Regions from separate parts of the Homo sapiens genome. Here regions 1, 2 and 4 are each linked to region 3. Evidence: chromatin contacts called from ENCODE Hi-C or POLR2A ChIA-PET data. All regions are on one chromosome and are shown on one strand. The core of a region is the stretch at or near the end of the contact, and the rest is flanking DNA. Distances in the headings are between cores, read along the strand shown. Region 1 holds the start of ZNF688 (zinc finger protein 688). Region 2 holds the start of ZNF768 (zinc finger protein 768). Region 3 holds the start of KIF22 (kinesin family member 22). Region 4 holds the start of SH2B1 (SH2B adaptor protein 1).

What was found. A loop is a pair of places that touch in the nucleus more often than their neighbours do. ChIA-PET counts read pairs that join two places held with the same protein, here RNA polymerase II (POLR2A). Pooled maps may share reads with other maps.
Region 1: a loop to region 3 is called in a pooled map, with 4 times the contacts of the local background. The contact joins the promoter of ZNF688 here to the promoter of KIF22 in region 3. A Hi-C loop is called at or near these places in 1 of 37 single-sample maps with no recorded cell type and 6 of 50 pooled maps. POLR2A ChIA-PET finds 5 or more read pairs at or near these places in 3 of 52 experiments (A673, CD8-positive, alpha-beta T cell and activated CD4-positive, alpha-beta T cell).
Region 2: a loop to region 3 is called in a pooled map, with 6 times the contacts of the local background. The contact joins the promoter of ZNF768 here to the promoter of KIF22 in region 3. A Hi-C loop is called at or near these places in 7 of 50 pooled maps.
Region 4: a loop to region 3 is called in a pooled map, with 7 times the contacts of the local background. The contact joins the promoter of SH2B1 here to the promoter of KIF22 in region 3. A Hi-C loop is called at or near these places in 1 of 37 single-sample maps with no recorded cell type and 9 of 50 pooled maps. POLR2A ChIA-PET finds 5 or more read pairs at or near these places in 4 of 52 experiments (GM10248, GM12878, WTC11 and 1 more).

Annotation. Positions count from the first base shown.
Region 1 is chr16:30,567,758-30,575,240 of GRCh38, forward strand. It overlaps ZNF688 (zinc finger protein 688), which reads right to left and starts at 3,957. Exons shown (of 3, transcript NM_145271.4): 1 at 3,677-3,957; 2 at 3,253-3,366; 3 at 1,969-2,679. The coding sequence starts at 3,872. The coding sequence ends at 2,159. RefSeq lists enhancers at 664-773, 1,733-2,298, 2,299-2,862 and a silencer at 3,725-3,964.
Region 2 is chr16:30,521,274-30,528,235 of GRCh38, forward strand. ZNF768 (zinc finger protein 768) reads right to left here and starts at 5,293. Exons shown (of 2, transcript NM_024671.4): 1 at 5,053-5,293; 2 at 2,731-4,778. The coding sequence starts at 5,140. The coding sequence ends at 3,244. It overlaps ITGAL (integrin subunit alpha L), which reads left to right. Exons shown (of 31, transcript NM_002209.3): 31 at 219-1,912. The coding sequence ends at 392. RefSeq lists enhancers at 4,739-4,798, 6,379-6,678 and silencers at 4,999-5,048, 5,069-5,388, 5,479-6,308.
Region 3 is chr16:29,787,602-29,794,357 of GRCh38, forward strand. KIF22 (kinesin family member 22) reads left to right here and starts at 3,150. Exons shown (of 14, transcript NM_007317.3): 1 at 3,150-3,228. The coding sequence starts at 3,159. LOC105371167 (a long non-coding RNA gene) reads left to right here. Exons shown (of 2, transcript XR_950983.1): 2 at 321-522. RefSeq lists an enhancer at 2,561-2,960.
Region 4 is chr16:28,860,711-28,867,951 of GRCh38, forward strand. SH2B1 (SH2B adaptor protein 1) reads left to right here and starts at 3,133. Exons shown (of 8, transcript NM_001387430.1): 1 at 3,133-6,323; 2 at 6,621-6,722. The coding sequence starts at 5,385. RefSeq lists enhancers at 2,208-2,277, 2,558-2,852, 2,570-3,075, 2,718-3,077 and a silencer at 3,188-3,347.

The DNA of each region.
Region 1 (7,483 bases), core at 2,707-5,206, 780 kb after region 3:
CCAAAGTGTTGGGATTACAGGTGTGAGCCACCACGCCCAGCATGACTGTGCCTTCTAAGTAAAAACTGGCCAGGCGAGGTGCCTCACACCTGTAATCCCAGCACTTTAGGAGGCAAAGGTGGGAGGATCTCTTGAGCTCAGGAGGTCAAGGCTATAGAGAGCCATGTTAACACCACTGCACTCCAGCCTGGGTGACAGAGTGATACTCTATCTCAAAAAAATAAAAGAGAAAAGGAAAGGATAAGAAAAGGGGCACTTACTGGGACTCTTAGTTTTCTGCTCACACTCCCCAAGCAGGCTGGGCTGGGACCTGCATCCTGAGTTCCCAGCCCGTGTTTTCTGTCCAGATCTGACTTCTCAAAGGAAGTGGTAGAGACATCTGGGCTCTGTGTTCATTTCCACCCATGCTGCCACATGGGAGTGAAATCTTGAGAGCATCACGTTATCTCTCTGAGTCTCAGTTTACTTATCTGCAAACATGGTTATTGATATCCATGCCCTGGCTCCCTGGCAGGCTTCTTTACACTTTCTAAAGTGTAGACCATCCACAGTAATTCACTCTTTCAACAAATGTGTATTGCACAATTACTATGTCATACATCTTGTTAAAATGTCAGTCTCCACGGTAACCCTTTGAGGTAGATATTATTCATCTTCATTTTACAGAGGAGGCACTGAGACTCAGGAAGTTCACATGACTTACCAGCTGTGCCTGGGGTAAGTTGCAGAGACTAGTTTTTGTTTTGTTTTGTTTGTTTGAGACAGAGTCTCACGCAGCTGCCCAGGCTGGAGTGCAGTGGCGCAATCTCGGTTCACAGCAACCACTGTCTCCTGGGTTCAAGCAATTCTCCCATCTCAGCCTCCTGAGTAGCTAAGATTACAGGCACCCACCATCATACCCAGCTAATTTTTGTATTTTAGTAGAGATGGGGTTTCACCATGTTGGCCACTGGTCTTAAACTCCTGACCTCAGGTGATCTGCCCACCTCGGCCTCCCAAAGTGCTAGGATTACAGGCATGAGCCATGGCGCCAGCTTTTTTTTTTTTTTTTTTCTTCTAAGAAATGGAGTCTTGGCCAGGCGCAGTGGCACATGCCTGTAATCCCAGCACTTTGGAAGGCCAAGGTGGGTGGATCACCTGAGGTCAGGAGTTTGAGACCAGCCTGGCTAACATGTGAAACCCCGTCTCTACTGAAAATGCAAAAATTAGTAGGGCATGGTGGCGTGCACCTGTAATCCCAGCTACTCAGGAGGCTGAGGCAGGAGAATTGCTTGAACCTGGGAGGCAGAGGTTGCAGTGAGCTGAGATGGCGCCACTGTACTCCACCCTTAGTGACAGAGTGAGACCCTGTCTCAAAAAAAATAAAAGAAAGAAATGAAGTCTTGCTCTGTTGCCCAGACTGTAGTACAGTGGCACAATCATAGCTCACTGTAGCCTTGAACTCCTGGGCTCAAGCAGTCCTCCCACCTCAGCCTCCCAAGTGGCTGGGACCACAGGCACGATGTGCCACTATGCCTGGTTCATTTTTTTTTTTTTTTTTTGTAGAGATAGGATTTCACTATCTCTAGATAGTGATATCCTAGATATCTAGATATCGCTAGATAGCCTGTTGCTCAGGCTGGTCTGAACTCCTGGACTCAAACGATCCTCCCTCCTTGGTCTCCCAACAGAGGCTGGATTTGTGCCACCTGCATCTATTCTACTCCCATCCACTCCAGTGTCTGGGTCCCCTGCTGATGACAATTAGCCAGGGTTTGACCACGCCCTCCATGTAGGTCCCCTCCCCAGGCCCTGGTCCCCCTCAGCATCTGCATCTGAAATAGATAAGGAGTGGCTAGTTCCTGAGATGATATAAAGGTCTCTGTTGCACCTGATCTTCAGATAACACTTTGAAATGAGTCCAGGGTCTCACTCTCTTCTTTTTTTTTTTTTTTTTTTTTTTTTTTGTTAAACAAAAGACTGGGGAGATGGGTGGCAAGTCTAATCTATTCGAATCTTTACAGGCACTTTTCTTTTTACAAGTTGGAAACTTGAGGGATCCTTGAGGAAAGCCCAGGGCATGAATTTCAGTTCCGGAGTCCCCGACTCAGTGGCCCACCTCAGGGATCCGTCAGTCCTTCGTGCCAAGGTCAGGCTCAACTCCAGCCTGCGGTGCCGCTCAGCCGCACTCCTCGAAGATGTCTGGGTAGTGCCGGAAGAGCACAGGCGGGTCCCGGTCACCTCGGACGGGGGCCCGAGGCACAGCCCGGATCCCAGGCCTCCGGCCCCGCCGCCCCCCGGAGCAGGAGCGGTGGATCCACTGGTGCGCTTCCACTGCGAACTTCCTCTTGAAGCGCATGCCACACTCGGGGCAGGGGAAAGGCCGCTCCCCCGAGTGCATGCGCCTGTGGCTGACCAGCAGTGAGGGGTAGGTGAAGCGGCGGCCGCAGTCCGTGCACACGTGGCGCCGCTGGCCGGCCTGAGCATCCATGCTGGGTATGGGTGCCGGGGGCTGTGCTCCTGTGGTCGGGTCCCAGGCAGCATTTTTGGGTGGCTGTGCCCGTGCCGGGGCCACGCTAATAGCTGGGTCAGGGTTGCGTTCCACCAGCACTTCAGGACTCTCCTTCACAGGAGCCTTTCTAGGCCCTTTGGCTCTTGGGACTTCCTCCGGTTCCTCTTCCTTCCTGTTTGGGACATCTCCTGGGAAACCGGAATTAAGTTACACTTACAAACACTTTTGCACAGACTGTCTCAGGTTATAGAATGCTTTTCACTTAAGGCAGTGAGGGAAGTTCTGTCCAGTGATTAACACACAGGCTTTAGAACAAGGTAAACAGGATTCAGATCTCCTAAAAGTGCCTTATCTGAGCCTTGGTTCCTTATGCATCAAATGGGAATAATAATGGCTTTTGACTTCACAGCGTTACTGGTTTAGCTGAGTAGATGCATGTTAAGCACTTAGGAAGTGCTCAGGAAGCAGGGGCTATTATTTATTTATTTATTTATTTATTTATTTATTTATTTATTTATTTTTGAGACGGAGTCTCACTCTGTCACCCAGGCTGGAGTGCCTGGTTGGACTGGGCTCCCAGTCCTCACAGGACCGCTGTCCCATGTTCTGAAAACTTTGTACCAGGTCTGCCTTCTTTACTCCTCTAGTACCCAACACAGTTGAATTTCTTTAGGGATGCTGGAAGTGGGGGCCTGAAAAGAAACTCTGCTAGACAGGAAGCCCTGGAAAACCAAGTGGGGGGACCCGGGACTATCCCTCACCTCTCCGAGCTCCTCCCAGTCTTTCCCCCTTCTCAGGATCCTGGGCGGCGGGGCTCCAAGCCTCACTCTCCTGTTCCATCCAAGAGATGAGGGCTGGTTTGGGGCCTGGGAATCCTGGGAGAGAACAGGGATCACAGCGCGGGCCTGAGAGGCCATCGTGGGAAGATGGCATTCCCCTCCAGGCTGAGGGCACCCCCTCGGAGCTTATACTCAACCTGGAAGGGGCTGCAGTGCTGCTGCCTGAATGAAATGGATGCGGGTGAAAACACTCCCGAGGGGGTACCTGAAGCCCTGGGAACGGGAGGTGGCTGCTGGTGTTGGTGCAAGAGTGCGGGATTAGGGCTCACAGTCCTCTCGGCCCTTCTACATCATCTCCCCTGTGAACCCGGTGAAGGAGGAGGGGGCTCGGACCCGGGGCTCTCACCGAGCGCGCCCAGGTGGCCGTAGGTCTCCTGCATCACGTCCCGGTACAGAGCCCTCTGCGCGGGCCGCAGACAGCCCCACTCCTCCGGGGAGAAGTACACGGCCACGTCCGCGAAGCTCACAGTCCCGGGCTTCCTGCAACCAGGCCGGGTCTCCCCGGGCCTCGGCGCCAGGAGCGGGGCTGGGGGCGGCGCCATGGGGCCTCGCAGCCCCGATCGGCGGCCGCCAGGTCCCTGGAGCCGCCGCCTCCCCGCTCCCGGCCTCAGCTGTCGTTGTCCACAGGAAGGGCGGCCCCGCCCAGCCGTGGCGTCCGAACGCAGCCGAGGCAACCGAAGTAGCAGGGACTGGCTGCTAGGGATTCGAGGATTCTGATAGGGACAAATATAATTCCTCAGTGTTTATTCACTTCATGGCCGCTTGGACATAGACACCCGGGTTAAGGGACCCGGAAGGTGCCTTCTGAAAATATGGCGACCACCCTTCAATTGTCACAGGCTGCTCTTAAGGGCGCCATTATTTGACCATATCAAATATGGAGCCTTTCTGACTTCTCTGGCCTCATCGTCCCACTTGCCCTTAAATAAAGCCGCTTCGGCTGCTTTTTCTAGTGGGGGAGGCGGGGTGTCTGGGAAGTAGAGGAGAGGCTTCTTGCCTTCAAGAAAGATGTAAGGGCCCGAAGCTTCACTTACCCCTCTGTACCCGCAATACGCAACGGCCGATGATTGGCGACGATCCCGGAAGAAGCTGCGCGGTGATTGGCCTGGGACTGGCGGGGCATTTGAAGGGACCCCGCGGTCCTGAAGCCTCTGTTGACAGACTGGAGCGCAGCGGAGACCTCGGCATCTGCGGTGCTCGGGATTGTGTCCCCTACGGTCTCTTACCGTGCCTCCCGATGGCGGGAGCTGGAATTTGGTCCCCAGACCCCTTGGGAAGACGCGCACACCCTGGCAAACCATGTGTACACCCGCGGTAGAAGCAGGTGCGTGTTTTACAGTAGCTTAGCTGCGGAGTCCACCCAGCCCCTGGCATCCGCAGCTCGGCTCGCTCAGGCTCTAGACCGAAGCTGCAGGCGAAGGAACGTGCTTGGTGAGGATGGAATCGGAATGGGGAAGTTTTAAATTAAATAGTAATTGTTGCTAACATACATGAATTTATTTTTTGTTTGTTTTGAGACAGGGTCTTGCTCTGTGGCCCAGCAGTGCGATCCTAGCTCACTGCAGACTCGACCTCCCGGGCTGAAGCGATCTTCTCACCTCAGCCTCCCGAGTAGCTGGGACCACAGGCGCACACCCAATGCTTGGCTAATTTTTAAATTTTAAAACAGAGACAGGGTCTTGCTATGTTGCCCAGGCTGGTCTGGAACTCCTGGCCTCAAGCAATTCTCCTGCCTCGGCCTCCCAAAGTGCTGTGATTACAGGCATGCGCCACGGTTCCCAGCCATTTCTACTTTTTCTTTGAGAAGGAGTTTTACTCTTGTTGCCCAGGCTGGAGTGCAATGGCGCTATCTCGGCTTGCCCAGGCTGGAGTGCAATGGCGCTATCTAGGCTCACCGCAACCTTCGCCTCCCAGGTTCAAGCGATTCTCCTGCCTCAGCCTCCCAAGTAGCTGGGATTACAGGCATGAGCCACCATGCCCGTCTAATTTTGTATTTTTAGTAGAGACGGGGTTTCTCCATATTAAGTCAGGCTGGTCTCGAACTCCCGACCTCAGGTGATCCTCCCGCCTCAGCCTCCCAAAGTGCTGGGATTACAGGCGTGAGCCACGGCGCCCGGCCCTGCCATTTCTACTTATTTACGTTGTTCCAAATTATCAAAGATAGCATCAACTTTCAAATCCTAATTTTTTTTTTCCTGGGAAACCTTCCTCCTTTAGCCTTCAGTCTCCTCTCTAAACTGGGTTGGGCCTCAGTTCTTCTCATACCGGGTCTCCCCTTCCTGCTGTCCTGGGTTGTATCTTCCGCTTCCTAGATTTAAGGTCTTTATTTTTCAGCCAAGATGGGTCATCCTCATGGCTGGTGGCATTGGACTGTAAATACTAGTTGCCTTCATCCCCACATTTGGAATATACCTGCAATCATACAGGATGCAGAATACTGTTTGCTAAGCGTGGGGCTGGTTGCTGGAGATAACAAGCAAGGCCTACCAGGTCCCTGCTGTCATTCTGGCTCTGGATCTACTTGCTTGGCTCCCCTGCCAGCCCTAGTATATCGAGCCTTCCTTTTTATTCAATAGTGTTTTTTATTGCTGACTTTTCAGTCAAGATTTCTTTGTGTTTTCTGGCCTACCCTTGCTGTTTTTCACCTGAAATGCTTTTTGGCTTTTAGTGTGACTCCTGCTGATCTCATATGCATATGTTATTAATTGATTAATTATTAATTGTTAATAATTAAATATTATTAATATGCTTACATTATTACCTTGAGTTCTGGAACTGCCTCACTGCACTCCATGTGGTGAATACTGTAGAAATTATATAAGGAAAAATATATCCTTAGAAATGAGTATTTTTTAAATTTTGAAAATATTTAATTTAGGCCCAGCCCAGTTGCTCACACCTGTAATCTCAGCACTTTGGGAGGCTGAGGTGGGCAGATTGCTTTAGGCCAGAAGTTAGAAACCAGCATGGGCAACATGCTGAAACTCCATCTCTACTAAAAATACAAAAATTGGCCAGGTCTGGTGGTGCACACCTGTAGTCCCAGCTACTCAGGAGGCTGAGGCACAAGAATTCCTTGAACCCAGGAAGCAGAGGTTGCAGTGAGCAAGATCATGCCACTGCACTTCAACCTGCGTGACAGAGTGAGACCCCGTCTCAAAAAGAAAAAAAAATTGGGCTGGGCACAGTGGCTTGTGCCTGTAATCCCAACACTTTGGGAGGCCAAGGCGGGAGGATCACCTGAGGTCAGGAGTTCGAGACCAGCCTGGCCAACATGGCAAAACCCCGTCTGTACTAAAAATACAAAAATTAGCTGGGTGTGGAGTCGGACGCCTGTAGTCCCAGCTACTCAGGAGGCTGAGGCACAAGAATGGCTTGAACTCAGGAGGCAGAGGTTGCAGTGAGCCAAGATCACACCATTGCACTCCAGCCTGTGTGACAGAGCAAGACTCCATCTAAAAAAAAAAAAAACAAACAAAACAAAAAATATATTGATACACAAAATTTTTACATATTTATGGAGTTCATGTGATATTTTGCTTTTCTTCATACATAGAATGTACAATAATCAAGTCAGGATATTTAAGGTATCAATCACTTTGAGTATTTAACATTTCTATGTGTTGGGAAAATTTCAAGTCCTCTCTTCTAGCTATGGAAATTTACAGTACTTTGTTAACTACAGTCACCCTACTCTGCTATTGAACATTACAAGTTATCCCTTCTTCCTAAGTGTATGTTTGTACCCATTACCCAACTTCTCTTCATCCACCTCTCCCACCCACGTACACCCTTCCAATCTCTGGTATCATTCTACTCTCTACCTCCATGAGATCAACTTTTCTAGCTCCCACATGTAAGTGAGGACATGTGATATTTGCCTTTCTGTGTCTGGCTTATTCACTTAACATAATGACCTCCAGTTCCATCCATGCTGTAAACATGATTTCATTTTTTATGGCTTAAGTCCACTGTGTATATATATCATATTTTCTTTATTCATTTGTCCCCTGATCAACACTTAGGTTGATTCCATATCTTTGCTATTGTAAACACGGCTCTACAGTAAACACGGAGATGCAGGTTATCTTTTTTATATACTGATTTCTTTTCCTTTGGATAAATTCCAGGTAGTGGGATTGCTGGATCACAT
Region 2 (6,962 bases), core at 4,043-6,542, 740 kb after region 3:
GCAGATGCCTGTAATCCCAGCTACTGAGGAGGCTGAGGCAAGAGAATTGCTTAAGTCTGGGAGGCAGAGGTTGCAGTGAGCCGAGATCGCACCACTGCACTCCAGCCTGGGCAACACAGTGAGACTCCATCTCAAAAAAAAAAAAAGTGTTCTCACATTTTCTTGGGGCCAAAGTGCTCAGTGAATTCTTTGCTCGTTCAAATTTTGTCTTTGTACAGGTTGGTTTCTTCAAACGGAACCTGAAGGAGAAGATGGAGGCTGGCAGAGGTGTCCCGAATGGAATCCCTGCAGAAGACTCTGAGCAGCTGGCATCTGGGCAAGAGGCTGGGGATCCCGGCTGCCTGAAGCCCCTCCATGAGAAGGACTCTGAGAGTGGTGGTGGCAAGGACTGAGTCCAGGCCTGTGAGGTGCAGAGTGCCCAGAACTGGACTCAGGATGCCCAGGGCCACTCTGCCTCTGCCTGCATTCTGCCGTGTGCCCTCGGGCGAGTCACTGCCTCTCCCTGGCCCTCAGTTTCCCTATCTCGAACATGGAACTCATTCCTGCCTGTCTCCTTTGCAGGCTCATAGGGAAGACCTGCTGAGGGACCAGCCAAGAGGGCTGCAAAAGTGAGGGCTTGTCATTACCAGACGGTTCACCAGCCTCTCTTGGTTTCCTTCCTTGGAAGAGAATGTCTGATCTAAATGTGGAGAAACTGTAGTCTCAGGACCTAGGGATGTTCTGGCCCTCACCCCTGCCCTGGGATGTCCACAGATGCCTCCACCCCCCAGAACCTGTCCTTGCACACTCCCCTGCACTGGAGTCCAGTCTCTTCTGCTGGCAGAAAGCAAATGTGACCTGTGTCACTACGTGACTGTGGCACACGCCTTGTTCTTGGCCAAAGACCAAATTCCTTGGCATGCCTTCCAGCACCCTGCAAAATGAGACCCTCGTGGCCTTCCCCAGCCTCTTCTAGAGCCGTGATGCCTCCCTGTTGAAGCTCTGGTGACACCAGCCTTTCTCCCAGGCCAGGCTCCTTCCTGTCTTCCTGCATTCACCCAGACAGCTCCCTCTGCCTGAACCTTCCATCTCGCCACCCCTCCTTCCTTGACCAGCAGATCCCAGCTCACGTCACACTTGGTTGGGTCCTCACATCTTTCACACTTCCACCAGCCTGCACTACTCCCTCAAAGCACACGTCATGTTTCTTCATCCGGCAGCCTGGATGTTTTTTCCCTGTTTAATGATTGACGTACTTAGCAGCTATCTCTCAGTGAACTGTGAGGGTAAAGGCTATACTTGTCTTGTTCACCTTGGGATGATGCCTCATGATATGTCAGGGCGTGGGACATCTAGTAGGTGCTTGACATAATTTCACTGAATTAATGACAGAGCCAGTGGGAAGATACAGAAAAAGAGGGGCTGGGCTGGGCGCGGTGGTTCACGCCTGTAATCCCAGCACTTTGGGAGGCCAAGGAGGGTGGATCACCTGAGGTCAGGAGTTAGAGGCCAGCCTGGCGAAACCCCATCTCTACTAAAAATACAAAATCCAGGCGTGGTGGCACACACCTGTAGTCCCAGCTACTCAGGAGGTTGAGGTAGGAGAATTGCTTGAACCTGGGAGGTGGAGGTTGCAGTGAGCCAAGATTGCGCCATTGCACTCCAGCCTGGGCAACACAGCGAGACTCCGTCTCAAGGAAAAAATAAAAATAAAAAGCGGGCACGGGCCCGTGACATCCCCACCCTTGGAGGCTGTCTTCTCAGGCTCTGCCCTGCCCTAGCTCCACACCCTCTCCCAGGACCCATCACGCCTGTGCAGTGGCCCCCACAGAAAGACTGAGCTCAAGGTGGGAACCACGTCTGCTAACTTGGAGCCCCAGTGCCAAGCACAGTGCCTGCATGTATTTATCCAATAAATGTGAAATTCTGTCCAGTTTTGTGGTGGTTTTGTGCTGGTGCAATATTGCAGCCCTACTCAAGTGAACATTTCTGGCTGGGCTCTGTGGCTCACAACTGTATTCTCAGCACTTTGGAAACCCAAGGCAGGAGGATCCTTTGAGGCCAGGAGTTTGAGACCAACCTGGGCAACATAGCAAACCCTGTCTCTACAAAAAATTAAAATATAAAAACTTATTTGAGCCTGGTTGCACGTACCTGTAGTCCCAGCTACTCAGGAGGCTGAGACAGAAGGATCACGTGAGCACAGGAGGTCAAGGCTGCAGTGAGCGATGGTCGCATCACTGCAATCCAGCCTGGGCCACAGAGCAAGATACTGCCTTCAAAATTAAAAAAAAAGAAAAACAGGCCAGGCGCAGTGGCTCACACCTCTAATCCCAGCACTCTGGGAGGCTGAGGCAGGCAGATCACGTGAGGTCAGGAGTTCGAGACCAGCCTGGCCAACATGGTGAAAATTAGCCAGGTGTGGTGTCGGGCGCCTGTAATCCCAGATACTTGGGAGGCTGAGGCAGGAGAATCACTTGAACCCAGGAGGCAGAGGTTGCGGTGAGTCGAGACCACACCATTGCACTCCAGCCTGGGTGACAGCGTAAGACTCCGTCTCAAAAAAAAGAAAAAAAAAAAAAGAAACAAATAGCACTTCCAGCCAGGTGCGGTGGCCTGCTGCAACACAGCAAGACCCGCTTTCTAACAGCAGCAACAGCAAAGCACTTCCCGGATAAGGCCCTAGGCTACTACTGGTGTCTCCCACTTCCCAGGGCGCTGTGCACGCACACATTTTAAGGACAAGTCTCGTTTACCACATAAAGTTTTTATTGAACTCAAACTCAGGGGCTCCAAAGCCTGAGGAAGAAGAGGGAGGCTGGGGTTTGCACGCAGAGGCCCAGGCCCCACCCCGGGGCCCCACTCCCCACCCCACCTACCTTTTACCCGCTCCTGACTCAACGAGAGTTTCAGCAGCTACCAATCTAAGCTAACCCACTCTAATTAGGTAATCCCCTGCCCTCCCCCCTCCCTGCTCTAGCAGTTGCCAAGCCAGGCACCCACCAAGGAGCCGCGGCTGAGGCCAGCCCTCCGCTGACCTCTCTCCATTTCTCCCAGGGCCTCCCGCTGCCGGCCTGGCCTCCCTCCAACCCACTTCCCACAAGTCTCCAGGGCATGTCACTTCCTCCACCCTGGTTCTCTTCTTCCAGCATCCTCAGCTCCTCCATTCTCCTGCGGCTTCTCCACTATCCTCCCTAAAGGTTCCTCTAGCTCCCTGGCCCCTTATCTTCTGCCCACACCTCCCACCCCTGCTGGGGCCCCAGGTCAGCGCCGGCCCGCCGCGTGGGTCCGCTGGTGGCGGATGAGGTCGGAGCTCTGGGAGAAGGCCTTTCCGCAGTCATCGCACTTGTAAGGCCGCTCGCCACTGTGGACCCGGTGATGCTGCAGAAGCGTGGAGGAGCGGCAGAAGCCCTTGCCGCACACGGCGCACCTGTAGGGCCGCTCGCCCGTGTGGGAGCGCTGGTGCTGGATGAGAGTGGAGGAGCGATTGAAGGTCTTGCCGCAGTCGGGGCAGCTGTAGGTGCGGCCTGGCAGGTGGGTGCGGGCGTGGATGGCCAGCACCGAGCTCTGGCCAAAGCGCTTGCCGCACTCAGGGCACTTGAAGGGCTTCTCCCGGGCGTGGCTGCGGGCATGGGGGATAAGGGCCGACCGCTGGGAGAAGCTCTTGCCGCAGATGCCACAGCTGAAGGGCCTCTGACCGGTGTGCACCCTCTGATGGCTGCGCAGGGACGAGTTCTGGCTATAGCACTTGCCGCACTCGGTGCAGCTGTAGGGCCGCTCGTGGCTGTGGGTGCGCTGGTGTCGCAGGAGGTAGGAGCTGTCGCCGAAGGCCTTGCCACAATGTGGGCACTTGTAGGGCTTCTGGCCAGAGTGAGTGCGCTGGTGGCGAAGCAGGTAAGAGCTGTCGGCGAAGGCCTTGCCGCAACGGGGACATTTGTAGGGCCGCTCGCCAGTGTGGGTGCGCTGGTGTTTGATGAGGTCAGAGCTCTGGGAGAAGGCCTTGCTGCAGACCTCACATTTGTAGGGCTTCTCACCGGTGTGGATGCGCTGGTGCTGGATCAGGGTGGAGCCCCGCCCGAAGCTCTTCCCGCAGATGCCACAGATGTTAGGCCGAGGGCCCTGCCCACCCCTGGCCCGGCCACCCCGCCGACCTGGACCTCGAAGGGCTCCTGTGAGACCCAGGGGATTCTGAAGCATCTCAAACTGCGGTGTAGACAGCAGGGCCCCTGTGGGCATCTCAAAAGGTGGCCCTATGGGCAGGTCCCCTGTGGGCTGCTCCCCAAACCCCTGAGTGAAGGAGTCCAGGGGGTGAACTCCTACGGAGATATTCAAAGGACTCTTTTCCTCGGGGTTCAGAAGCATCTCCGCACCTTCCTGGAATTTGGAACTTTGAGCTTCAAATTCTGGGCTTTGGGTTTTGAGCTCAGTGTTCTGGGATTCATATCTAGAGCTCTCAGATTCATAGCCAGGGCTCCGGGGTTCATACCCGGGGCTCCGAGGTTCATAGCCAGGGCTTTGGGGTTCATACCTAGGGCTCTGGGATTCAAACTCAGGGCTCTGAGAATCTGATTCAGGGCTTCTGGGTGCAAACTCAGGGCTTGGGGGCACAAGCCCAGGGCTTCGGGACTCAAACCCCGGGCTTTCAGGCTCAAATCTGGGGCTTTGGGGTTCAAACTCTGGGCTTTGTGGCTCAAACCCAGGGCTCTGGGGTTCAAGCCCAAATGGTATCTCTTCGACTTCATAGTCCCCACTGCCTTCTTGCTGAGAAATTTCCTCTTCCTCATTCTCACTCATGTTGCCTGCAGGATGAGAGAATCCAGATCGTGTGAGACCTGGAAGGTCATTTGGTCCATTAGCAACCACACACCTCCCACCTCACATGCAGGGTCGCTGGCCCCTAGACAAGTGCTGAAATTCCCACGCCCCCCTCAGCTGACCCAAGACACCCCAGTCCCCGCCGGCCCCTCCTTCGAGTCCCAGGTGTCCCAGCCCCGGGCCCTCGCTCCCTCCCTGGAGCCACAGCCCCTTCTCCTGCGCGCAAGTCCACTCCTCGGACGGGCGCTCCCTCCTCACCTCTGAGGTACCCTTCGGGGCTCCTCATTTCGTCAGAACTCTGCACATCCTGGGGCTCGAGGCCCCACGGCAACGCCTCCCGCTCCATCCCCGCGGGCTCCCAGTGCAGCGGCGGCGGCGATGGCGGCCGATCCCGCGACCCGGCCTCGGTTGCCCCGAGCCGCGGGCCCCCGCCTCCCGCCCGCTCAGCGCCGCCCAGGGGACTCGGCGGCCCAGCCCGGGCCCCCGAGGCCGGACGTCTTGACCCCGCGCCTCTCCAGCGCGCCGGGCCCCTCCCCTGCCCGCGGCCCCGCCCCCTCCCAAGGTCTCGGCCTCCCCGTGGCCCTCACTGGCCCCCGCGCGTCGCGGCCTCGGGGATGAGGGGCTTCGCGACTACCCCGGCGGCCCCCGGCCCCCGCTCCCGCCCGAGCCCCCACCTTCTGGACCCCGGCCCCGGGCTGGGCTGCACTGTCCAACGGCCGCCCAGCACCCCCCCACCCTCCCCCGCACAGGAAGTGTCCGTCCGCGGCCAGGTCCCCCCGCCGGCTCGCGCCGCGGCCTCTCTAGGAGCCGCTGGAGGTGGAAACTCGTTGGCATTAACCCTGGGCTGGAGGGGCCCGGCCACGGGGTGGGTGAGGACCGGACGCCCCGGAGCCCGCGGGGCTACCGGGGCAGTGTGTGTGCCTATGTTCTAGGTCTCCGTCCCTCCAGAGGCCCGTCTGTCCATCTCCCGGGCCCCGCGTCGTCGGTGCGTGTGGCCAAGGGCGAGGCGACAAGCGAGACCAAGGTCAGCGAGAAGGAGCGACGCTTCCCGGCGCCAGCGGGGGCGGTGTCTCGCTCCCTCCCCTCCCGGGCCTCCGGGTCAGCTCCGGCAGCGCCTCGGGAACCGGGACGGACTCCCCTTGGCCTCGCCGAGGTCCTTGAGCCTGGGACCCCCTCCAGGAACTCCGCTCCCCGGCACCTGCGCGCGCCCGCTCCCGTTCCTCCGGCCCCCACCCAGCTCGGCTCCCCTGATCCTCCTCCTCCCTCCTCCCTCCTCGAGGGCTAGGATAGTTGCCAAGGAGACAGCCCCGCCCCGGCTCCCAGAGGCACAGCTTCTCCGCCCCAGGAAGCCCGGCGGTTGGCCGATGGGGCTCGTGCTCTAGCCGCCCCGCCTCCTCCAACCCCGCGGACGGCTGGGCGTTAATGGTCGCCAGGGAACGCCAGGCGCCTTCCTGATTGGCCGGGAGTGCTGTGGTCGGGTCCGCCTCCCCTGTCGGCCAGAAGCGCCTTCAGGAGGTAGTGGGAGGGAGGTGCCAGGCATCTCCCCTCCAGCCCGGCCTGTGCCATCAAAACTTTTCCCGCCCCCACTTAGCCTCCATTATGTTTTATGAAAGCCAGAAGATCTGAGGACAGACACCCTTCCTCCTCGTCAGCCTCACACCCCTTGCCTCTCCCCTCCACCTTCCCCAGCGCCTGAGTTTAACTCAATCCCTGGCAGCCTTAGTCCCTGTTGTTAGATTTCCTCACAGGGAGGCAGGATTCCTTCCAGGTGAGGGTGATACAAAGGAGAATTGGACTGAGAGAACCATCTGGCCTTCGAGGCATCTAACAACTCTCCAGTCTTGTCTGACTCGAATGGAGTCTTGCAGAGGAAGGGAACCTGAGAAACACTGCCTCGGGCGCAGCTTTGAATTGAGGAAGTGAGCCTGGACAGACAACTTAATATCATCCAGTTCTTGTCTTTTTTTTCTACGCTTCGTGCTGAAACAAGTTTGGCAGCGTTCTTGACAGTTAACGAGCCCGATGCCCCTGTGTGAGCAGGAGCCATGGATCGTGTTTTCTTGTCGCCTACCCAGACAAATGAAGGGAAGAGAATGTTTGGGAGGAAGGATGGCCTCTCCTTCCTGAAAAGAGGTGAGAACAAGAACTTGAAGAATGCCAAGTGGTAA
Region 3 (6,756 bases), core at 1,900-4,399:
CCATGTTGGCCAGGCTAGTGTCAAACTCCTGACTTCAGGTGATCTGCCCGCCTCAGCCTCCCAAAGTGTTGAGATTACAGGCATGAGCCACCACGCCTGGCCAAACCACCCTAATTTCTACCAGCCAGATGCAGATCCTTAAAACAACCCTAGGAGGTATTTCAACCATTATTCCCTTTTAATATCTGAGGAAATGGAGGCACAAAGAGGCTAAATCTCTGGTCTGGGCAGCCTGGCACCAAGGCCCTGTACCTAAATGGTTTATTCAAACATAGAAGCCCTATCTCCTTGATCTATGCTCTTTTCACTATTTCTGGCAGGTTTCTTACCAAATATCTGGAGTTGACAACAAATGTGAAAACTGAACAGCCTTTTCTGACAGGCAAGGAAGACCAAACTGCCAATTGCCAATGTCAGATGTTCTCAAAGTATGGTCCAGAGACTTCTGGGAGTCCCTGAGACACTTTCAGTGGGTCTACAAGTTCAAAACTATTTTCATAATAAAACTAAGATACCAATTGACTTCTCTTGCATTGTTTCTCAAGTATATAGTGGAGTATTCAAAATACTATATTATATGTGACATCACAACAGCATGAATGCAGAAGCAGATATGAGAATCTAGTTTTTTTGTGTGTCTTTGAGACAAGGTCTCCCTCTGTCACTGAAGCCAGAGTGCAGTGGCACCATCACGGCTCACTGCAGCCTCAAACTCCTGGGCTTAAGCAATCCTCCCACCTCAGCCTCCCAAGTAGCTGGGAATATAGGTGTGTGCCACCATGCCTGGCTAATTTTATTTTTTAAGAGATGGAGGTAGGCCAGGCACAGTGGCTCACGCCTGTAATCCCAGCACTTTGGGAGGCCGAGGCGGGTGGATCACGAGGTCAGGATATCAAGACCATCCTGGCTAACACGGTGAAACCCCGTCTCTACTAAAAATACAAAAAATTAGCCGGGCGTGGTGGCAGGTGCCTGTAGTCCCAGCTACTCGGGAGGCTGAGGCAGAAGAGTGGCGTGAACCCGGGAGGTGGAGCTTGCAGTGAGCCGAGATGGCGCCACTGCACTCCGGCCTGGGCCACAGAGCGAGACTCCGTCTCAAAAAAAAAAAGAGATGGAGGTCTAGGCAGGGCTTGGTAGCTCACGTCTGTAATCCCAGCACTTTGGGAGGCCGAGGCGGATGGATCACCTGAGGTCATGAGTTCAAGACCAGCCTGACCAACATGGAGAAACCCCGTCTCTACTAAAAACACAAAATCAGCCATGCACGGTGGTGCATGCCTGTAATCCCAGCTACTCGGGAGGCTGAGGCAGGAGAATTGCTTGAACCCAGGAGGCGGAGGTTACGGTGAGCTGAGATTGCGCCACTGCACTCCAGCCTGAGCAACAGAGAGAGACTATGTCTCAAAAAAAAAAAGTGCACACCTCTCTGGTTTTTAGTATGTTTATTACGTTACGCAGCCATCATCACTACTTCATTCCAAAATATTTAATATTTCCATCACCCCCAAAAGAAACTCGTTATATCTATTGCTGTAGTGCCAGCTCCTCAGCCCCTCACCATCCCCTGGCAACCACTACTTAGATGTCCTTTTTATGTCTATGGGTTTTTTACTGTAATTTTTAAATTCATTAATGTCAACTTTAATTTAGTTTCACTTCACACACAGTATATACGGCCAGGCCTGGTGGTTCACACCTGTAATCCCAGCACTTTGGGAGGCCAAGGCGGGTGGATCACTTGAGGTCAGGAGTTTGAGACCAGCCTGGCCAACATGGTGAAACCCTGTCTCCATAAAAATACAAAAATTAGCTGAGCGTGGTGGTGCACACCTGTAATCCCAGCTACTCGGGAGGCTGAGGCAGGAGAATCACTTGAACCCAAGAGGCAGAGGTTGGAGTGAACCGAGATTGAGCCACTGCACTCTAGCCTGGGAGATGGAAGTGAAACCCCGTCTCAAAAACAAAAAAACAAAAACCCTCATATACACAAAACATCTTTGGAGGCCTCATTTTTAAAAACTGTAGTGGGATCCCAAGGCAAAACGTTTCAGAAACACTGATCTAAGATTTGTGTTTTTTGTTTTGAGACGGAGTCTCACTCTGGCGCCGTGGCTGGAGTGCGGTGGCACCATCTCGGCTCATTGCAACCTACACCTCCCGGGTTCAAGCGATTCTCCTGCCTCAGCCTCCCGAGTAGCTAGGACTACAGGCGTGCCACCATCCCCGGCTAATTTTTGTGTTTTTAGTAGAGACGGGGTTTCGCCATGTTGGCCAGGCTGGTCTCGAGCTCCTCACCTCAGGTGAGCCTCCCGCCTCAGCCTCCCAAAGTGCTGGGATTACAGGACTGAGCCACCGCGCCCGGCCCGTGTTTTGTTTTGTTGTTCAACAGGGTGGAACATAATGTCTAAACCTGGGCCCTACCTACCTGGTGCTCAAAAGTGGAATGACCGTCCCTAGCCAACCCTTCAGAAAGGACAGAGAGCTACTCAACGGACTGCTGTACTCTTAAGGACTGGGAACCGGAACCGTGGGTGAGTGGGACTGAATCACAGACTAAGCGTTTTCCACGCTTCGCCGACGTGCTGAGTGCCAAGTTATAAAGACAGGAACATCCAAGCTGCTCTCCTGGGCTGACACGGACGCGAGGGGACCTACAGTGGCCTTGGGCCCAGCAGGCAGCGACTGCAACGTGACTGCCCAGAGTCCAGCCCCTGGGGCCCAGATCTACAGAACCGACCAGACGTGATAGCCCTTTGGCTGGGGCTGCAGTCCCACGATCCACACAACGACCCTGGCTCCGCAGACGCGCCAACCACCCACGGAGGCAAGAAACTGCAGAAAGTAAAGGGAAAGGGAGCCCAGTGCCGGGCGGCGCTGAGCAGCTCCCCCAGCGGCCACCGTCGCCAACATCCCTGCGTAGGGGTTTGTATCGCAGCGCGCTTCCAGACATCAACGGCTGCGCGGCCCACGCGCGCGCATGCGTCCTGACCAGGGGAACCTTTTCTTGGGGACCCGGAGGCGAGCGCTGGAAGGCGGGATAGTGGCGACCCACACGCAGCAGCTTCCGGCGGCGCGTAGTCTTGATTGGTGGAACCTGGGAGAGGGGGCGGGGCACCGGGGAATTCGAATGGGAGAGGCGGGCCCAAGGAGGGAGTGGAATGGCCGCGGGCGGCTCGACGCAGCAGAGGCGACGCGAGATGGCGGCAGCTTCAGCGGCGGCGATCTCAGGTACTTGAGCCCGGCCTGGGCAAGGCGGGTACCGACGTCTGGAGTTTAGTGGGAGTTATGTGTCGGAGTGTGGTCCAGGCTCTGCGGGTTGTCGCGGAGAGGCGGCCATGGCGCAGGGGCGGGGAGAGGGGGACGGTGAGAGTGTGGGGTCGCGAGCCGGTCGCCCCGCCTGGCTCCTGCCTTCTCCCTGTTTCCTGCTCTCCCCTTGGGTCAGTAGACTCGGGTCTCCGGTCCAGGCTCTTGGCTTGAACCCCGCGCACTTTTTCTTTGTGAGCTTCGGTTTCTTCGTCTGTGAAACGGGGGTCATGGCCTCATCCCTGGAGATCACCTGAATAAGCAAGAGAAGAGTGGCGGACGCTCTAGCCACGAGGACGAGAAGAAGGGAGCCGGAGGCGTGTATTGGGAAGGGTTCTGTGTGGGACATGGTGTTTGGGTGCAGAGACATCCCTGAGAGATGCAAGAGGACGGGCTGAGGAACAGACCCGGCTGCTGCTGGGTTTGAGTTGGCAGCGTAAGATGCTCTGCGATTACAGGAAAACGAAATAAAAGACTAAAATTTCCTTTCACTCTAGCATGGAAGTGAATGCTATTTTAGGGTTGGAAAGGCTGTTAGGACACCCAAAATCTTGTATGTGAGTATTTGTTTACATGTGCCTCTCTAACCCGGAGACTTAATCCTCGTTAGTGATGATGGTGAGCGCCATAGTAATTCACTGGAGCCCTCGTTAGCCTCGTGGGGAAACAGACATTTAGGAGAATGCCTAACACATGTAGAGCTCTTGCTATGTGCCAGGCACAGTTGTAGGCATTTTATGGTGGTGAACCATTTATTGTCCACACAATGCTATCAGGTTGTTACTATTACTGTCTTTGTTTTACACAGGAAACTGAGGTTAGTTTGTTCAGAGTTAACACAACTAGTAAATATTGGGGCTTGAATTCGCTCTCAAGGAGTCTGAGTGTAGAACCTCTGCTCTTAACCATTATGCCCAAGTACATGTTATCCCTGCTGGCTGAGCACAGTCTCCCCTTACCCTTCGAAGATGCACTGTGTCCGGTGCATGGTAGATATGAAAATGCCTGAATGAATAATGTCCCTTCCTCGAGGAATTTACAGTCTGTTTCAATAGAGTGTCACATACGTAGATGTAATACGAAACACAATGAGAGATGTGTATAAACTGAGGGTGTGGAATCTGAAGTAAGCCCTTGAGTATTCTGGGAGGACTTCATTAAGGGAGTGAATGATACTTGAGATGGGTTTCAAAGGTTGGATAGGAGTTTGCCAGGCCTTGACTAAGAAGACAAGAACAGCAAGTGTTTTCTTATTTATGATGTAAGATGCTCTCTTAGCTCAATTTCCTCATCAATAAAAGGGAGAAGAGTGAATGAAATTTAGGAATTGTGAAAGAAGGGAAAATTAATAATTGCTAGCCTGGTCCAAGCTCAAGGTTGCTTTTATCATGAAAGGGCTAGACTCTTGTGCAGTAAATAATTGTTTACATGTGGCCCTCCCCTCTTCCCTCCTACCCTGGACTGTGAGCCCTGGGGCAGGAATGGCCGTGAGCCATTTTCATGATGGAAATGAACAAGCCAGTGATTAGTAGTTTATTCACTAAATCTTAATTTTTTTCAGCAAATACTTCTTGAGGGCCTACTCTGCGCCAGGTGTTGGGGTTAGAAAGGTGAGCAGGATAAAACTTGTTCTCACAGTTGGCAGTCAGGTGGAGAAAGTGACAAACACGCAATAGTGGGGTGTGACAAATGCTTATGGAGGGGCTAACATGAGCTGTGGTTGCACCTGATAAAGCCTTAGTGTCTACCAGGAAAGGGTTTTTGGTTTTGTTTTTTAAGAGGAGTTAAAATGTGTTTACCTTAGTCACTCCAGGGTGGGGTGGGGAGCAATGCAGATATTCTAGGGAGAGAGATTAACGTGGACAAAAATCCAAAGGTGCAAGAGAACTTGGAGTTTTGTAGGAAGTGAAGGAAATTCATCATGACTGGTAACTTACACTGCAAGGAAGGAAACAGAGGGAATGACTAGAGGGCAGGGAGACACCTTGCTACCACCAGCAAGGAAGGCTGTAAAGACCATGACCTTGGGCAGAGGTAGTGCAGTGGGAGTGGAGAGAAGTGGACTTGTTCAAGAGAGATTTAAAGAGATAGACTTGACAGATGTTAATGATGAACTGATGTGGGAGGTAAGAGACGTTGGAGTTAAAGACTCCCACTTTTGGGGTTGGTGCCATTCATTTACATCAGAGATCAAAGGAGGAGGCTGCAGAGAGATGGGGAAGGAGGGTTCAGTTTAGGACAGGTGGAGTTTAAGAGGAGCCGTCGGCTGGGCTCACGCCTGTAATCCCAGCATTTTGGGAGACCAAGGTGGGTGGATCACGAGGTCAAGAGATCGAGACCATCTTGGCCAACATGGTGAAACCCTGTCTCTAAAATTAATCAAAAATTAGCTGGGCGTGGTGGCGTGCACCTGTAGTCCCAGCTATTCGGGAGGCTGAGGCAGGAGAATCGCTTGAACCGGGAGGCGGAGATTGCAGTGAGCCAAGAGCGCCACTGCACTCCAGCCTGGCGACAGTGAGATTCTGTCTCAAAAAAAAGGAGCCGTCAGGGCAGCCGTTCAGAACGTGGGCTGCAGTTGAGAGCTCTTGTGCAGAACGTGCAATAGGACTTATCAGCTGTAAGATGTTACTGAAGCCAAGAGGGCGGGTGACCTGCCTATGAAATGAATCTGAGTGGTCTCAGCTCGGGGCAACTTTGTCCCTCACAGGACATTTGGAGATGTCTGGAGAGATTTTTAGTTGTTACAACTTGAGGGTGAGGGTGGAGAATGCTACTGGCATCTAGTAAGCATATGCTAACAGTCTAAATGCACAGGACAGCCCCACAACGGAATTAGCCAGCCCGAAATGTCAGTAGTGCTGAAGTTGAGAAATGCTGGTCTAGAGAAAGGATAGACGGATCCTAGGATGAGGAGTGAACAGAAAACTAGGTAAGACAACCAGGAAGGTGGGGGGCATGGAAATGAAGGGAAAAGTGTGTTTCCCAAGAGTGTCGCATACTTCTGGGAGGTCCAACAGGATTGAGGCTGAGTATGCCTACTGGATCTAGCACTAGGGAAGTCATGGGTGACCCTGCTGAATAGTGAGGGCAGAAGCAAGTTGCAGGGATGGAGGAGTGGGTAGCAAGAGAAAGGGTGTAATAATAACAGCTAAGGACTGAGCAGTTGCTGCCAGGCACTGTGCTAAACATTGTATGTACATTATTACTTTGAATCCTCACATTCTTATGAGATGCAAAGATGAAGGGGCTAAGGAGGCTGAGGAGGGTTCATATAAAGCACTTTGGAGTTAGATCTTCATTTGAAGCTGTCAGTCACTAGCTGTTGACCCTGGGTCAGTCAGCTAACCCCTCTATACTGAGGTTTCCTCATCTGGAAAATGGGAGACGGACATTAAAAAGCACTTACTGGCCTTTCACCAAATACCAGATAATGTTCTAAGCACTTTTACATGA
Region 4 (7,241 bases), core at 1,883-4,382, 930 kb before region 3:
TGTGTTTGCCCATTTCCCCCCGACACACACACATCTTATACTCACTCCCACACTCCCTGGTCTCTGGTATGTGATTTCTGTTCCAACAGTTAGGACTCCAGATTTGTTTTTTTTTTAATTTCTTGAGATGGAGTCTCGCTCTGTTGCCCAGTCTGGAGTGCAGTGGCATGATCTTGGCTCACTGCAACCTCCACCTCCCAGGTTCAAGCGATTCTCGTGCCTCAGCCTCCCAAGCAGCTGGGATTACAGGCACGCGCCACCACACGTGGCTAATTTTTTATATTTTTGGTAGAGATGAGGTTTCGCCATGTTGGCTAGGCTGGTCTCAAACTCCTGACCTCAAGTGATCTGCCCACCATAGCCTCCCAAAGTGCTGGGATTGATAACAGTGGGATTGATTACAGGACTGAGCCACCATGCCCAGCACTTTTTTGTTTTTTGAGATGGAGTCTCGCTCTGTTGCCCAGGCTGGAGTGCCGTGGGACGATTTTGGCTCACCACAGCCTCCGCCTCCCAGATTCAAGTGATTCTCCTGCCTCAGCCTCCTGAGTAGCTGAGATTACAGGTATGTGCCACCATGTCCAGCTAATTTTTGTATTTTTAGTAGAGGTGGGGTTTCACTATGTTGGCCAGGATGGTCTTGAACTCCTGAACTCATGATGCGCCCGCCTCAGCCTCCCAGTGTTGGGATTACAGGCGTGAGCCACTGCGCCCGGCCATCTTAGAACATTTTTTTTTTTGAGACGGAGTCTCGCTCTGTCGCCCAGGCTGGAGTGCAGTGGTGCGATCTCGGCTCACTGCAAGCTCTGCCTCCCAGGTTCACGCCATTCTCCTGCCTCAGCCTCCCCAGTAGCTGGGACTACAGGCACCCGCCACCACGCCTGGCTAATTTTTTTTGTATTTTTAGCAGAGATGGGGTTTCACCGTGTTAGCCAGGATGGTCTTGATCTCCTGACCTCATGATCCGCCTGTCTCGGCCTCCCAAAGTGCTGGGATTACAGGCGTGAGCCACTGTGCCCGGCCTTGAACATTCTTAGGTGAGTCAGGATTTATCCGTCTTCCCCTCTTGGGTTATTTATTTGTCTTCGAGTTCCAGGATGGGCACTTGATCCAATCAGCTACTCAGTTCTGGAAATTTCATTGGGAATCTCAGAAAAGAGGCATGCTCCTTCTAGGAGAGTTGCTAAGCTATTAGGGTTTAAGCTTGGAGCTACAAGAAGCTATTTTGCCACTAAGAGAGGAGAGCCTGCCTGAGGGTGAAGCCAAATGCATAGGGAAGGCAGAACCAGAGATGGTGAGCCACAGGTTCCTGATATCTTCTGGCCCCTGTGTTCACCTGTCTGAATCTGTCCGCTCTGGACTTTTCGATTACTTGGGCCATAGCTTCCTTTACTGTTTAGGCCAGCTGGAGCCGGGTCAATCAGACACTGGATGGGTGGAGGATCTCACTGTGCTCATGCTTTCAACTACCCTCCGTACTTTAATTGTTCTCGATTTCTCTAACTGGCCTTGATGTCTCTTCTTAGCTCCAGACTATATGCCCACAGACGTCCCAAAAGCACGTCTGGAATTGACCTCATTATTATTATTGTTATTATTTTTGAGATGGAGTCTCGCTCTTTTGCCCAGGCTGGATTGCAGTGGCGCAGTCTTGGCTCACTGCAACTTCCGACTCTGGGGTTCAAGTGATTCTTCTGCCTCAGCCTCCTCTCAAGTAGCTGGGAGTACAGGCGCCTGCCACCAAGCCCGGCTAAAATTTTTGTATTTTTATTGCAGATGGGGTTTCACCATGTTGGTCAGGCTGGTCTCAAACTCCTGACCTCAAGTGATCCGCCCGCCTCGGCCTCCCAAAGTGCTGGGATTACAGGCGTGAGCCACTGCGTCCGGCCTTGACCTCAATTCTTTTTTTTTTTTTTTTTTTTTGATAGGGAGTCTAGCTCTGTTGCCCGCGCTGGAGTGCCGTGGCGCCATCTCGGCTCACCGCAACCTCTGCCTCCCGGGTTCAAGCTGTTCTCCTGCCTCGGTCTCCCAAGGGGCTGGGATTACAGGCGCCTGCCACCACGCCCGGCTAAATTTTTTGTATTTTTAGTACAGACGGGGTTTCACCATGTTGGTCAGGCTGGTCTCAAACTCCTGACCTCAAGCCATCCGCCCGCCTCGGCCTCCCAAAGGGCTGGGATTACAGGCGTGAGCCAGCGCTCCCGGCCCTGACCTCATTTTTTTTTTTTCTATTTTTAAAATAGGGATTCTAGTTCTGTTGCCTGGGCTGGAGTGCCGTGGCGCCATCTCGGCTCACCGCAATCTCTGCCTTCCGGATTCAAGCTATTCTCTTGCCTCTGCCTCCGGAGGGACTGGGACTACAGGCGCGCGCCACCATGCCCGGCTAATTTTTGTATTTTTAGTAGAGACGGGGTTTCACCATGTTGGCCAGGCTGGTCTCGAACTCCTGACCTCAGGTGATCCACCTGCCTCGGCCTTCCGAAGTGCTGGGATTACAGGCATGAGCCACTGCGCCCGGCCCTGACCTCATTATTTCTACCCACCCCCTCCCCCACCACTACCACCATCTTCATCTCCAGCCTCAGAGATGCAAACTCCTGGACCGCCTGCCCCTTTCCTCAGATAAACCAAGGTCGTAAGTTCAGGCTCCGCCTCCCCGCAGGGCCTCCCCAAGGTCACCCGCTTCTTTCCTCGCTCAGCTCCTTGGTGGCGTTGTCCGCGTGCCCCTCCACAGCGGGGCCGGCGCTCTAGGCTGCAGCGGGCCGTTCACACAGCCTCATCATCTCGCTGGTTTCCGGTGCTCGGCGGCTACTCTAGCCCTCAGCCGGGCCCTGGGACTCTATCCCCTAAGGCCGGTTCTCTATGGTCGACATCGCCCCTTTGTCCCGAATTTCCTCCGGGAGGACGCTCTGGTGGGATCCAAGCACTTCCCCCGCTGCGTCTGTGGTCGCTTTTAGGTGCAACTGGAGAAGGCACTGAAGCCCTACGAGATTCACACCGTCTTCGGTCTCCTGGGGTCGGCGCCGAGTGGGAGGATGGCGGAAGTAAGTATGAAGGTGCCCTTCCCTCCCGCCGCTGTTCTCTATGGTCTCTTCCTTCAGCGACGGGAAAGGGGGTCCTGACGCCTGCGCGGAACCGGGCTGGGCGCTCGTCGCGTAGTGGGTGGGGGCGCAGGGAGCGGGAGCCGCCGCCGCCGCCGCCGCCGCCGGAGCTAACCTCGGGGACCGAGATGCAGGTGGGACCGGAACCGGAACCCCCCTCTTCAAGTACCTTTTCCCTCTCCGCGACCCGGCCCTGGCGCCCGAGAGGATTCCTGGGTGGGGGTGGGCGTGGAGGGCCGGGGGCTGGAGAGGCACTCGGCCCCGGAGAGTGCAGCAGACAGGGCTGGTCCCGAGGTGGATGCGGCCCCGGAAAATGGGCGGCTGGGGGGTGTCCAGGGAGTAGGGTCGGATCGGAGTATATGGACCACCGGGCCCGGAGGGTCCGAGCCGAGAGCGGAGCCTGCACCCTCCACCTCCCGCCCTTCGGGAAATATCAGAACTGAGCCAGGAGGCAGGTGCACCGGGAAAATGTGTCTGAGTCCTGCTTGGCAGAAGAGAAACTGAGTCACCAGCTTAGGAGTCGCAGGGTCAGCGGGCCTGAAGGGGGCTGGGTCTGTCTGCGGTGCGGAGGATTGGGTGGGCCTGTGTGAGCCGAGGTGGCCGCTGGCTGGAGATTGGTTTGCACTTCTTGGCTGGGTTCCCCCGTGCTCCATGACTCCTGCATCTCCTGATTGTTTCTCGTTGGTTTGGAGTTGTCCCTGCGGTTGGAGCCATCTGAGCTTGTAGGGTCGAGGCCCAGGAGGAAGGGGAGGGTTCACCGACTTACAGCCTGGCTGTAGGTTTGAACAGGAGTCTGAGGTCGCTGAGGGTTTGGGGAGGCTTTCCTGAGCTGCTCTGGCCCCAGTCCTGGGGCTGTCACCTTCCAGTATTGCGTGGCGGGAGGAGCGCTAACAAGAGCCAAGGGTTGTAAATTCCACACCCAGCTCTGCCACTTTCTAGTTGTAAGACCTTGAGAGGGCTCCTCCTTTCTCTAATTTCTATTTTAGAAAATTGGAACAATAATATTCTTCTCCCACATGAAGATAGTAACAATGGCAGTCGTTCAGCGGATGCTTACTTTGCGTTCAGCGCTGACATACCCCATTCCATGTAATTCTCTCAACATTTCGAGGGGAGGGATCATTAGCTTTGTTTAACAGATAGAAAAACGGAGGCTCAGAGAGGACGTGGAATTTGTTCAAGATAACATCGCTCATAAGGTGGCTGGACTGGGTGCTCATAAGGTGGTTTGAGCCCTGGTCTGACTCAAGTCCATGGCCTTAACCAGAAGGCTAACCTGCCTTTAGGGCATACTCCCCAGTGGGAGAAGAGGAAGGTGAAAAATCCTAGGGCCCCAGCTCTCCCTGTGATGTTTTGTTTACGTGAGGCCAGCAAAGACTTGACCTGAGCCAACCCAGTTTCTCCTCTGGGGCCCCTGCGGCCTCTGGCCCCAGACTGAAGGGATACCAAAGAAGTGGGCTGTAGCTATTTCACATCTCCTTCACGCAGTGCGTGGGTGCTGGACTCTGGGGTCAGCTTTCAAGACAATTACTGTTTTGGTCCATCATGCATCCATCCTCATTAATGAATCGGCCCCCTCCAAAGAGTTGGACCCTAAGATGCGTGAGGCAGGCTCTCTAAGGTCTAGAATCCCAGCTCCTCTCTAGCCCCCTGCGAGCTGGGGCGGTGAGGTGCTATGGCTGAGGCTGGCCCAGCCGGGCCCTGGGGACAGGGACTATGAAGTGGGGAAAACAGTAGACTTGGAGTTCTGAAACTTTTCTGAGCTTCGGTTTCCTCATCTGTTCGAGAGGTCTTTGAAACCTCTCAGGGAAAGGTAAGATAACCAAGTGGGAGCCTCTAGAATGGCTCATGGGAAGTGTGACATGAATATTGGAGGATCCGATGTAGAGGGGGGGTGATCTGGAAAAGTTCCCTTTTTTAGGGGGAAGGTGCTCCAAAGCCCTCTACTGCTGGATCCAAAGCTAAGGAAAGTGGGGGCAAATGTGGCAGGCTCGGGGCAGGTTAGACGCTGGGGAGCCAGTTGGCTGGGGCCTGCAGGGTGCCAGGATCTGGGAGAGGGAAGGGAGGTGTTGGGCTCCCTTCCCCATTGCTCTCTGCGGAGTCTGAAGTAGGGTCGGACGTCTCTGGCTGGGGGTGGGATGCAGCCTCCGGTGCGCCCTCAGCAGTGACCCTCGTGTGTGCCTCTCTCTTCCTTTCGCAGCTGCTGCCGCCCACCCCTCGTCTTCTGGCTGCCTCCCTCTTTGTGCCCCACAGGCTCCCCCTCTCCACCTCCTGGGGCCCATCATGAATGGTGCCCCTTCCCCAGAGGACGGGGCCTCCCCCTCGTCTCCCCCGCTGCCCCCACCCCCGCCCCCTAGTTGGCGGGAGTTCTGTGAGTCCCACGCCCGGGCTGCGGCTCTGGACTTTGCCCGCCGTTTTCGCCTCTACCTGGCCTCCCACCCCCAATATGCGGGGCCCGGGGCCGAGGCTGCCTTCTCCCGCCGTTTTGCTGAGCTCTTCCTGCAGCACTTTGAAGCCGAGGTGGCCCGGGCCTCTGGCTCCCTGTCGCCACCCATCCTGGCTCCCCTGAGCCCTGGTGCGGAGATTTCGCCACATGACCTGTCCCTTGAGAGCTGCAGGGTGGGTGGGCCCCTGGCTGTGCTGGGCCCTTCTCGATCATCTGAGGACCTGGCCGGCCCCCTCCCTTCCTCAGTCTCTTCCTCCTCTACAACCTCCTCCAAGCCGAAGCTCAAGAAGCGCTTTTCCCTGCGTTCAGTGGGTCGCTCTGTCCGAGGCTCAGTCCGTGGCATCCTGCAGTGGCGGGGGACCGTTGACCCTCCCTCCTCCGCTGGGCCCCTGGAGACCTCGTCAGGCCCCCCAGTCTTAGGTGGAAACAGCAACTCCAACTCCTCTGGCGGGGCTGGGACCGTTGGTAGGGGACTGGTCAGTGATGGAACGTCCCCTGGGGAAAGATGGACTCACCGTTTTGAGAGGCTGAGACTCAGTCGGGGAGGGGGCGCCTTGAAGGATGGAGCAGGGATGGTGCAGAGGGAAGAGCTGCTGAGTTTCATGGGGGCTGAGGAGGCAGCCCCTGACCCAGCCGGAGTGGGCCGGGGAGGAGGGGTGGCTGGGCCTCCTTCAGGGGGAGGAGGGCAGCCTCAGTGGCAGAAGTGTCGCCTGCTGCTTCGAAGTGAAGGAGAAGGAGGAGGAGGAAGTCGCCTGGAGTTCTTTGTACCACCCAAGGTGAGGCCCCTTGGAGGGTGGGTGACTGAGAGCAAGTGAGAGAGTGCTCAGAGTGGTCACAGCCCTGCAGATAAGCTCTGGGGTTTACCAGCCCATGGCCCTGGTGTCGCTCACTTTTTGTTGGTAAAGCTGGCTCTTGGCTCTGTGTTAGCAGCTGCGGGCAGGACTGAGAAAGCAGTGTGACTGCCTTTTGTCTAACTTCCCGAGGATGTAGAAGGAAAGATGAATGTCTGGAGGGAGGGGAAGAGTGGTCTTTGGAAACCAAACACCCAGATCTGTTTCTTTCTCCTGACTTAGGCCTCTCGGCCCCGACTCAGCATCCCCTGCTCTTCTATCACAGACGTCCGGACAACCACAGCCCTGGAGATGCCTGACCGGGAGAACACGTTTGTGGTTAAGGTAGGAATTCAACTTCCCAGCCGCCGGCAGTGCTTGTGTTAAGGAGAAAGCCCTCAGCGCATTTAAGCAAGTGGCGTCGCCGAAAGGAGGTATATATATGTGTCCAGTGCCTTGAGAGTGTGTCCCTGGGGCTGCAGCTTTTCTGGGATAGCGGAAGACAGGGAAATGTTCTTACTCTCAAAAACAATGCCTCCACTTGAAAGAGAACTGTGGAGTTTTTGTTGTTGTGGTTGTTTTAGAGAGACAGGGTCTCCCTCTAAGTCAGGAGTGCAGCAACCTGATCATAGCTCACTGTAGCCTCGTGTAGCCTCGAACTCCTGGGCTCAAGTGATCGTCCTGCCTCAGCCCTCTAAGGAGCTGGGACTACAGGCATGTGACACCATGCCTGGCTAATTTTGTTACTTACTTACATTTGAGATAGAGCCTTGCTCTGCCGCACAGGCTGGAGTGCAGCGGCGCGATCTTGGCTCACTGCAACCTCTGCCTCCCAGGTTCAAGCGATTCTTGTGCCTCAGCCTC